Linked DNA regions of Homo sapiens: all the other regions are linked to region 1. A link is a contact called in ENCODE Hi-C or POLR2A ChIA-PET data. All regions are on one chromosome and are shown on one strand. The core of a region is the stretch at or near the end of the contact, and the rest is flanking DNA. Distances in the headings are between cores, read along the strand shown. Region 1 has its middle 22 kb from the start of NEK2-DT. Region 2 overlaps NSL1 (NSL1 component of MIS12 kinetochore complex). Region 3 overlaps VASH2 (vasohibin 2).

The links. Hi-C counts contacts between places; a loop is a spot of excess contacts on that map. ChIA-PET counts read pairs that join two places held with the same protein, here RNA polymerase II (POLR2A). Pooled maps may share reads with other maps.
Region 2: a loop to region 1 is called in a pooled map, with 2.0 times the contacts of the local background. The contact joins two enhancer-like sites. A Hi-C loop is called at or near these places in 1 of 37 single-sample maps with no recorded cell type and 1 of 50 pooled maps. POLR2A ChIA-PET finds 5 or more read pairs at or near these places in 1 of 52 experiments (T-cell).
Region 3: a loop to region 1 is called in a pooled map, with 6 times the contacts of the local background. The contact joins two enhancer-like sites. A Hi-C loop is called at or near these places in 3 of 50 pooled maps. POLR2A ChIA-PET finds 5 or more read pairs at or near these places in 2 of 52 experiments (K562 and activated CD4-positive, alpha-beta T cell).

What each region holds. Positions count from the first base shown.
Region 1 is chr1:211,696,587-211,699,843 of GRCh38, reverse strand. No RefSeq gene overlaps it. Among named protein-coding and RNA genes, the nearest start is that of NEK2-DT, 22 kb to the right of the region's middle. RefSeq lists a silencer at 819-878. Within about 2 kb of position 1,289, at least 3 of the 41 ENCODE cell types and tissues checked have a DNase peak (open chromatin) inside an H3K27ac peak, as active enhancers do.
Region 2 is chr1:212,752,711-212,755,731 of GRCh38, reverse strand. All of the region lies in intron 4 of NSL1 (NSL1 component of MIS12 kinetochore complex), which reads left to right. Among named protein-coding and RNA genes, the nearest start is that of NSL1, 38 kb to the left of the region's middle. Within about 2 kb of position 1,396, at least 4 of the 41 ENCODE cell types and tissues checked have a DNase peak (open chromatin) inside an H3K27ac peak, as active enhancers do.
Region 3 is chr1:212,978,734-212,982,049 of GRCh38, reverse strand. All of the region lies in intron 7 of VASH2 (vasohibin 2), which reads right to left. Among named protein-coding and RNA genes, the nearest start is that of VASH2, 30 kb to the right of the region's middle. RefSeq lists enhancers at 59-208, 319-538, 2,371-2,420 and a silencer at 1,789-2,083. Within about 2 kb of position 2,014, at least 12 of the 41 ENCODE cell types and tissues checked have a DNase peak (open chromatin) inside an H3K27ac peak, as active enhancers do.

The sequences.
Region 1 (3,257 bases), core at 40-2,539:
TTATAAGCCAAATGGTGACACAATTGGCCCTATTTTAGTCCAACAGGGAAAAAGGCAAAAATTATACATTTCAGCAGACCTGGTACATTTGATAGCTTAAACTGACATAAAAATTGTCTTCTAAAACTAAGATAAAACAAAATGGGGATAGTGATACTTCCTCATGGAGTTGTGGGAAGGGTGGAGTGAGATTCATGTGCAAAGAGTTTGCACAGTGCCTGGCACATCAAGGACATTGATGGGTGAGAGTCCCCAGTGTTGGGACCATTGCTGGGGTGGGAGTGGCCTGTGCCTCCAGCAGGGAAGAAGGGCAGATGAGCTTTCCGGAACGTACTCCTCAGAACCTGGGTCCTAAGTCTGTTTGCACGCATGTGCCCTGCGTGTATTCTCTGCCGGGGCATTAGCGGACAGGGACCCTTCTCCACATGAAAGCACTCGGGGAATCACGGCTTGCTGAAGCCAGAGCACAAGGCGGAGATCACCTGCACCAACCCATCCTACATGGAAAGGACAGCTGAGTCCCGAGAGGGCCGTAGGGTCACAACTTCCTAGGAAGCCGGGGCTGGAGCCAGGCCCCCTGCCTGCCCTCTCTGTCGCTGTGCCCCGCTCTGTGCTCCACAGGCAGCTCCTCAGCCGCAGCGCCTTCAGTTCCATCTGGTCTAGAGGGAAGGGAGTGCGGGTCGCCCGGCCCCTGGAAGCTCACCTCTAAAGCCCCAAGGGCACCGTAGGGGAGGCTGTGTCCACAAAGGCTCCTAGGAGGAGCTTTCATGACACTTTATGAGAAAAAGTCCCACAGTCCTGCACTGAGCCTTCACCTCACCTGAGCTCTTCTCAAAGTCAAGTCATAGCGGGCGGGGGACGGGGGGCGGGGGGCGGAAACTGAAGTGCAGAGTGAAGGGCTCTGAGAAAGCACTCCCAGGCCTGGGCCAACAGGCCCCGTGGCACCTTCGGGAACATCTCTGTGCATGAAAAGCTGCAGTCTGCTGTTACTGTTTCAGTAACGGGGTCAATATTTCTATATCCGGACACTGCGCAGTCTCTAGGCCTCCCGAGGGTTTGAGTTCTCCGGAGTCCAGACTCATAAACCACACCTCCCTCCCTCTGCAAAAAAGAGCGTGCGGGTCCAGGTAGGTGAGCGGCGGCGCTGTCCCTTCAGCTCCAGGAGGGAGAGGGCGCCCCCACCTGGTTACAGGCAGCATGGCAGCGAGAGGCCAGGGCTGAACGCGGCGCAGGATCCTCTCCTGGTGGCCTTGTCCCTGGGTGCCCCTCAGAACCACCCGGGGACATCCCCAAATTACAGAAACCTGGACCCTCACCACAGACCCTGAATCAGGAAGTATGAGGTGTGCCCCAGGCATTTTAAAACAACAACAACAAGCTCTATAGAGCTTCTGATAAACACCCAAGTTGAGAACTGCAGGGTATTAAGATCAGAAATGAGGTGTCAAAAATAACTTCTAGCTAACAATAGTTAAGGTGCCAACACCTGTGAATCATTTGTCATTATATGCAAATTAGAGGCCCGTGGCAGTGGCTCACGCCTGTAATCCCAGCACTCTGGGAGGCTGAGGCAGGAGGATCACTTGAGCTCTGGAGCTTGAGACCAGTCTGGGCAACATGGTGAGACCCCGTCGCTACTAAAAATAAAAGCGAATTAGCCAGGCCTAGCAACGAGTGCCTGTAGTCCCAGCTACTGGAGAGGCTGAGGTGGGAGGATTGCTTGAGCCTGGAGGTCAAGGCTGCAGTGAGCTGTGATTGCTCCACAGCACTCCAGCCTAGGCAACACTGAGATCTTGTCTCAAAAAAAAAAAATTTCATATATATATATATATATATATATACACACACATATAAAAAATATAATGTATATATATAATATAATGTGTATATATAGAGATACACACACACACATATATATATATGTATGTATAATTAGAGCAGATATGAGGCCATTCCTCTCTTTCCCTTGCATTCTCAGAGAGAAAAGGCCTGTGTGGGGGCTCTGCTGGGTGCCCTACATGCCTGCAGCCCTCCTGAGCCTTGTTGGAGACTATCACTGATCTCTGCCCCAGTTAGGATGGTTTCAAATTGGTCTAGTCTAGTGCTTTACTGGCTTCCCAAAAGCTTTGGGCTAAGTTCAAATGGGGGACTCCCCTGGAAGTGTGCCTCAAAAGCAGATGTCATCCACACTGTGTTTCTCAGCAGGAAGTCTCCCCACCAGCACAGCTGTTCTCCACTGTGACAAGCATAGGAGCCCCCAGGGACTGTGCTGAAGAGCAGATTCTGATGAGCAGGGCCGGGTGGGGCCTGAGAGTCTGCATGTCTAATAAGCTCCCAGGGGACACCTTGTTGCTCTCCAAGGACCACATGTGAGGGTCTACACCACTTACTGACAATACTGCTCTAGCTATGACCAGCTGGAAAGGCTTCTGAAGAGGAGCTTCATAGCTAAGCTGACCAACCCTCTTGGTTTTCTTGGGGCTGAGAGGTTTGCCCAGACTTGAAACCTGGGATGGTCCCAGGGAGACCAGAATTCTTGGTTACCCTGTGCACAGCTGTGGCCCAATACAATTAGTTTAGGTAAAGCCTTGACATAGACGCCTGAGAAAGGCTCAAGAATGCTTACAAAGAAACAAACAAGGCATTGTAAATCAATCTAGTGTAGAAAAAATACTCTTAAAGCACCGAGGGAAGGTAGATTAAATTCAAGGTCATCATGAAACTGAGCTTCTTGAGAGCTGAGTTCTGAGTGGGATGGGATAGAAAAGGGATTAGGGAATGATCTAGGTTGGGATGAAGGAAAGGGCTCCCATTGCTATACATGCCCGCTTTGGTTAGCGCTGATTTCATGAAAAGCCAGGTTCATCTGAGTTGTCAGAACCTACAAATCATATTCAAGTGTGTGCTGTCATATTTGTATTAAATTCCTGTATCTATATATTTTAGGTCACTTTCTCTCCCCAAAAGCCATGGCAGTTAACCTGGCCCTAAACCTAAGTTGCCCTGGCCTCCCTGCCCAGGTGCCTTCTAGAGAATGTCACATAATGCAGTGGTTTAATGGACTTCCCTGGTGACCACAGCCCTGGTCTGGATGTGGTCCTGTCTGCCCTGCCATGTGCCATGTGACCTAGGTAGAAAGGGAGTCAGTGTCTACCTGTCTGTGCCTGTCCTCCTGCCCTTACAGGGATGGCTGAGGCATGAGGGCTCTGACAGCCCTGGAGACACACAGAACCTCACCAATATGGAAGAGTCTGGGA
Region 2 (3,021 bases), core at 147-2,646, 1.1 Mb before region 1:
ATATACCATAACTTCGCCTCCCAATCTGTCACATCCCACACATCTTCAAATAGGCAACTATTATCAGTTTGCTGTGTCTAATTTTAGATCTTTATCAATGCATTTGTATGCACATAGGTAGACACAGGGGTTTTTTTAGTTGTTTATATAAATATTACATAATGCATTTTATTCTGTCATTGTTTTTCTTTTTTCACTCAACATGTAACATAGTTCAACTCCATGGTTTTTATTGGTAATTTTTTTCTTGCTTATATACACAGAGACAATTTTATTTAAATAATATTATATATGTATTTTTGTTTTTTGTGAGAGATTATTTGGTTTTGCTAGATTCCTCTTTTCTCCCATCTTCCATTAACATCTCCATATATACTTTTATCTGAGGACTCCTATATTCTAGAAAATCTTTAACCTAATCCTTCAACTTTGCTTCTTTCTCATTTCTTCTATTTTTGTATTTTATGTTTTTATTTTATAACCTATTTTTCTTTTGCAATGTCTTATGATTTTCTTTAGCTATTGGAGCTGTGTAGCATTTTAAAGTCATTTTTATATTGCTCTATTTTCATTTCATCTGCAGTAAATTCCTCTCCCTGACATTGGTTATACTGGCTGTCTTTCATGGTTTTAATTTCTTCATGTATTTTAGACTTTTGATTTGCAAGTGCTTCTTGACTAGAATTTTTCATGTGCATATCTGTCTACCACTGCTTTCACTCCCTCTGTCTAGTAGGTTTGGTTGCCTTCCATCTGGCCCCAAACAATCCCAGGCTGGAGCCATATCTTAACACTGGCAACAGAGGGCCTCTGTCCCAGTGTGACACTGGAGATTGGTCCAGGCCCAGGCTTGGAGGCATTATCTGCTTCCCATCATTTCTGGTTTAGCTTTAAGTAAGCTTTGCTTCCTGGCAGCGGTTAGGAGCAGTTTTGTCTTTTGAGTTGGTTTTTTTTTTTTTTTTGAGACAGAATTTTACTCTTGTTGCCCAGGCTGGAATGTAATGGTTGCTCACTGCAACCTCTGCCTCCTGGGTTCAAGTGATTCTCCTGCCTCATCCTCCTGAGTAGCTGGGATTACAGGTGCCCACCACCACGCCCGGATAATTTTTGTATTTTTAGTAGAGGCGGGGTTTCACCATGTTGGCCAGGCTAGTCTCCAACTCCTGACCTCACGTGATCCACCCATCTCAGCCTCCTTAAGTGCTGGGATTACAGGTGTGAGCCACCGCGCCGGGCTGGTTAGTGGCAGTTTTTTTCAGCCACCTTTTCAGGGTGGGTAAACTCTGTCTCAGCCCTCGGTTTCAAACAGTGAAGCTGTCTCTTCGTTTCCTGTTCTTCTGGAGCACTTCGAACACCTTTTATCTTGCAGGAGGCCAATTCCTGGCTACTTCTGCTTACCGGTAGGCCTGCAGCTTTAGCCTGACTTGCAGCTTTTTCTCTTCTCCTTTTTTTCTGGTTCATTGAAATGTTTTATTTTGTATATGCTTTAGGATATGTCATTTTAATTTTCTATATTCACTGATGCTTTTGGACATAGGAAGGGAGTTTTATGCACTACTGAAATCAACTTGACTAGGAAGTCTTAGGATACTTTTAAAAATGCAAATCAGTTTTCAGTCCTCTGCTTAAAATCCTAAACTCTAGACTTTTAGCATTCCCTTAGGTGATCTGGCCCCTACCTACCTCTCCAGATTTATTTCAGGCACTTTCCTGTTTGCTGCCAGTCTTTCAGTTCTTTGAAAGTGCCTCACTGTCACACATGCATGCCCCCTTGCCCAAGTTTGACATCTTCCCAGTTCTCTTTTCTCATTTAAATGTTACCTCCTCAGAGAGATCTTACCTAACCACCCTCATTAAAATACTCTCCCCAGTTGTTTATCATGACACCTGTTTATTTCCTTAATAGTACTTGTTACAGCTTATAAGTATTTGTGTTTATTTTCTTGTTTATGCTCTCTCACAAAACTGAAAGCTCCATGAGTTTTTTAATATTATATTTACATTATATATAGCCAGCATATAGCAGCATGCCCAATAAATACATCATGAGTGACTGTTACTCATTGGTCCATTCAGTTGTATATATTGAATGGCTACAGTATGACAGAACTGTTCTCAATGTGGCAGATGTAATATTAGTGAGCAGCACAAAGTTCTTACTCTATAGAGTTTATATTTTAGTGGGAGAAGAAAAGTAATAAATATAAAAATAAATAAGTGACATCAGTGCTTTAGGGTGGTGTGTTTAGGTGATGGGGAAACACTTTTCTGAGGTAGTAACAGGAAGGAATTTATCTGGTGATGATCAAGAAAAAGAGCTGTCAAGCAGAGGGAAGAGCTAGAATAAAGTTCTTAAATCAAGAATGAGCTTGAGTATTCATGGAACAAAAGACCAGAGAGGCTGTAGTGAAGTGAGTAATAGAGGGAAGAAGCATTGCAAGACAATGTCAAAAACTTGGCTGAGGCCAGATAATAACGAGCGAGGGTCAGGAGTTTGAAAGTGTGCCTTAAGAGAGGTGCAACATGGTACTGAAGGAGGTGGTGAGGTGTAGGTGGGAAGGTGTGCTGCAGAGGATTTCATCTACTGAGCAAATGGGTTCAACACATCTCTATAAATTGTAGCAAAGGGTTATCTTTCAGAAAATCACAAATCACTGCTGTGTTTTTGGTTTCATTTTCACCAGGGATGCTGCTTTCTAATTCTTGGTTCTAATGGCTTAATTACCTCTTTAGAAACCAGTAGAAGCCACACATCTGATGCTGTGCGTGATTGCTTGTTTATATTCATAAAATACATTGGAAATAGAAAGGAAGTACTCACTTAGTGCTTTTTTTTTTTTTTGCTGAATTTCTGAATTTGGGCAGGCTTTTGGAAGTTCATGTTTCCTAGTTTAGTCAGTACAGTGACCTGAAAGCAAAACTAGGTTGATTACTCAATCTTTCATTTCCACTTTTTCATTTCCCTGTGTTTTAGAAAGCAAGTGACTAGGGAAGGCAGTGTTCTCAAGGATGCCTAACTTC
Region 3 (3,316 bases), core at 765-3,264, 1.3 Mb before region 1:
TATTCTGTCAAAAATCCTACTACTCTCTGCCACTGCTATCTCAACTTTGACAGCTGCACACCAAGTCCTTCACACTCTGAGGCAGCCTCAGTGCAGAGGAGGAGCTCGGCCTGACCAGATGGTGCCATCTGTGCAGCCACAAGAAGCCTCAGAACCAGAAAGTGATGGAGTGGAGACATGACCACATCCCAAGGCTGAACATGCATAGGGGTGTATCTGGGAGAGATGAGGTTTAAGAAAAGAAACAGGACGAGGAGAGGAAGTTCACAGGGTTCCCTCAACCACCCAGTCTCTCTTCCGCACCTCTGACTGAGGGCCATGTCTGGGTACGTGTGCCGGCAGGTGCTCACCCTCACACAGAAACACAAAGGCCAGACTGGCGGTACAGCCTGCAGGCTCGGGAGTCCAGGAAGGGAAGTGTGGGAAAAGTGCCACTGTAAACGTTAGACTCTTAATCCCGGATGTTAAGAATGTGGAAGAGATTAAACCAGGGGTGCTCTTGGCCCAGCATTTACAAGTTTAAGCAAAGACCCCAGGGCCACCCTTCTTGTGGAGTCTGGCCAGAATCAGGTCAGACCAGGCCCCGATTTAGGATTCACGGCCGGTCTGGGTAGGCCGCAGAGGCAGAGCATGGCCTCAGCTGGACGGACACAGGGAAAGGGAAGCTTCATTCACACCTGTCACCTTCATTCCAGGCCAGTCCGCTCCTCCCTCACATTCCTTGCTTCCCCTGATGGAAAGCACCGGTGCTGGCAGCTGCCAGGGCAGACAGCTGATGTTGCTATGTAAACAGAGGCCTCAGCCAAGACGGATTCGGCCCAGAAGAGATTTTTCAGCCGGTGCCCATCCCTTTGAGCCCTCCCCAGGCAGGAGACTCTGGCCATAGGCCAACTGTTGGAGATTCCAGGGCACAGTTTCCAGGCTCTGATGTCACTTCTCCTTTCCGGGACAAGAACCCCTCAGCTCTAGGAAACCTCACCCTGTCTGCCCCTGTCTGACCCTATGTGACCCTGGGGAGCTCACAGAGGCTCCTGGCTCACTCTGCCTGAGGTGGTCTTTTCTGATGAGGCCCATCATTCCATCTTGGTTTCTCCAAGCATCCCTGGAGACTCTGGGCCATATGAATTTCCCTGGGGGAACTGACCAGGCAGTCACTGGAGTAGAAACTGCCCCTTCACCATCTTGGCGGTTTAGCTTTTCCCTTCGTAGCCTTCCTAGTGTTCTTTTTTGTTTGTTTGCTTCCCTCTACTTTCCACCCTAAGGAAATCTCCTTTTCTCACTGGGGATATTTCTCATTTGGGATCTAAGGAGAATTACTTCTTGGGCACCAGTCAATGTGATTAGACCATGGAATCAAATTTATTTTCAATGACTTCATTAAACAACTTCTGCCCTTACTCAACCAGATGTCTGGACATACGTAATCCTTCCTGACAGAATGCAGCAGGAATTCCATTGTCCAGCTCAAGGCCCTGCAGTGAAAGGAGATGGGCTTTCAGGGCTTACTAACCTCTGGGACCCCCAGGGTGTCCAGCAGGGCAGACAGAGCCCGCTGGAGCCATGAACTGCCACAGAGATCAGTGATGAAGAAGGGAAATCAAAGAGGAAGAAAAGGGGAGGCAAAGAAAGGTGACCAGCAAAGAAAACAGGAGGAGAGACAGCAGGAAAAAAGCAGCCACACAGGGGAGAGAAGATGAAGAGGTTCTCATGGGTCCTCAGGAACACTGGCCTCCATTGAGAAGAATGTTTCACGTGGTCACTCTGGCTGCAAAACCAGAAAATCACTATCTGCTCACTCCAATTCACCCAGGGCCAGCTCATAGGCAGCAAGCCAAGAGTCATGAACTGTCAGAAATGGAAAGGACCTCGGAGAGCGCTGAAGCTTCCCAGTGAGGGCGCTGTTGGCATTTGAGGTGGAACGGTTCTTTATTGGGCAGGGTGGTCCTGGGCTTTGCGGGGCATTTACCATCTCAGGCCCCCGGCCCTAGCAAGGAGCCTCCTCACTTACCAAGATGTGAGAAGCAAACGCTTCCACCTCCCACCACACTTCTAACCCTCCTCTCCCAGAGCTGACCCAGTTGAGAACCCCTGGGAACACCCCTTAGTGAAGAGCTGCAAGGGTTCTGAGGCCCGGGGCTGGGAAGGAGTTGGTTTAAGTTCACAGATGGCCTTTGAAACATGAATCTCAACCTCCCTCTCCCTTTCTCTTTACGAACCACAGGAAAAAACTTGACAATTCAGTGTAGTAGGTGCTTTACACACTCCCAGAGGAGCAGTGTGAGAAAGGACCCGTGGGTGGAAGGGTGGGGGAGTCCTGGTTTCCCTCTTGAAACTTGGTCTCAGCGGATGCTACGCAGTCATCTTCACCTGCCCTCCCCCTCGGCTGATTCTTGTCAACCCAGTGACACTGATCCTCCTCTCGAAAGGGATTATTTAGACAAGTGCAAAAATGGAGAGGAATTCAAGGCTGGAAGTCGCTCCAGCTGGAGGGAGGAGGTGGATGGGGATATAATGCCACTAAAATTATCCATGGCAGACAGGGACTGGGACCCCACAGCTGATGGGCCTCTCGCCTGTTATGGTAATTTTCCACCCTTTGGGCCCCTCCCAAGCTTCCTCATGACACCCAACACATTTAGAAATGACGCGATGGCCTTATGTAATGCTGACAGAATAGCACAGGGACAGAGTCACCAAACCCTAGTCCTGGCCATCTTACAGTAAGATTCCCGGAGTTTGTGGAGTGATTGGGTCAAGACCATATTTGTCACTTTCTCATTTCCTCGCCAAAAGCAAGATTACCTAGAGAAAAGGCTGCTTGGCGAAGGCCATGGGTGGAAGCTGAGAAGCTGCTTCTCTCCAAACATACCTCCAGGAACACAGCTGTCCTGAGTTCTAGTGTGGCAGAATGGCGGGAGCTGGAATCTAGAGAGGGAAGCTGGGGCTTGGCGCTCCAGTGCTTGTGGCCTCTCACAGCTCTTCTTCTTATTCTCATGTCCTGCACCTCTCTTCCCTCTCCTCCTACACAGTAGACCCTGCAATCTCTTCCCCAGCCCTGCAACTCAGAAGTCAAGGTTTCGGAGGAATTAGGGAGAGAATCTTCCCTCCTCAAACACCTCAATCCATTTGAAACTTCAGCTGAGAGATCTGCCCTCCAGAGTTCCCTCCCAACCTCCAAGTGCTGGAGAAAGAGAAAAGAAGTGGCAAGGGTTTCCGCCACCAAGAATAACCATAGTCTTACTGGATTTGCTAATACAAAATTGTCCACGGGCACCTACAAGCCAACTGGGCTCTGTGGATGGTCAAACCGTTCCAA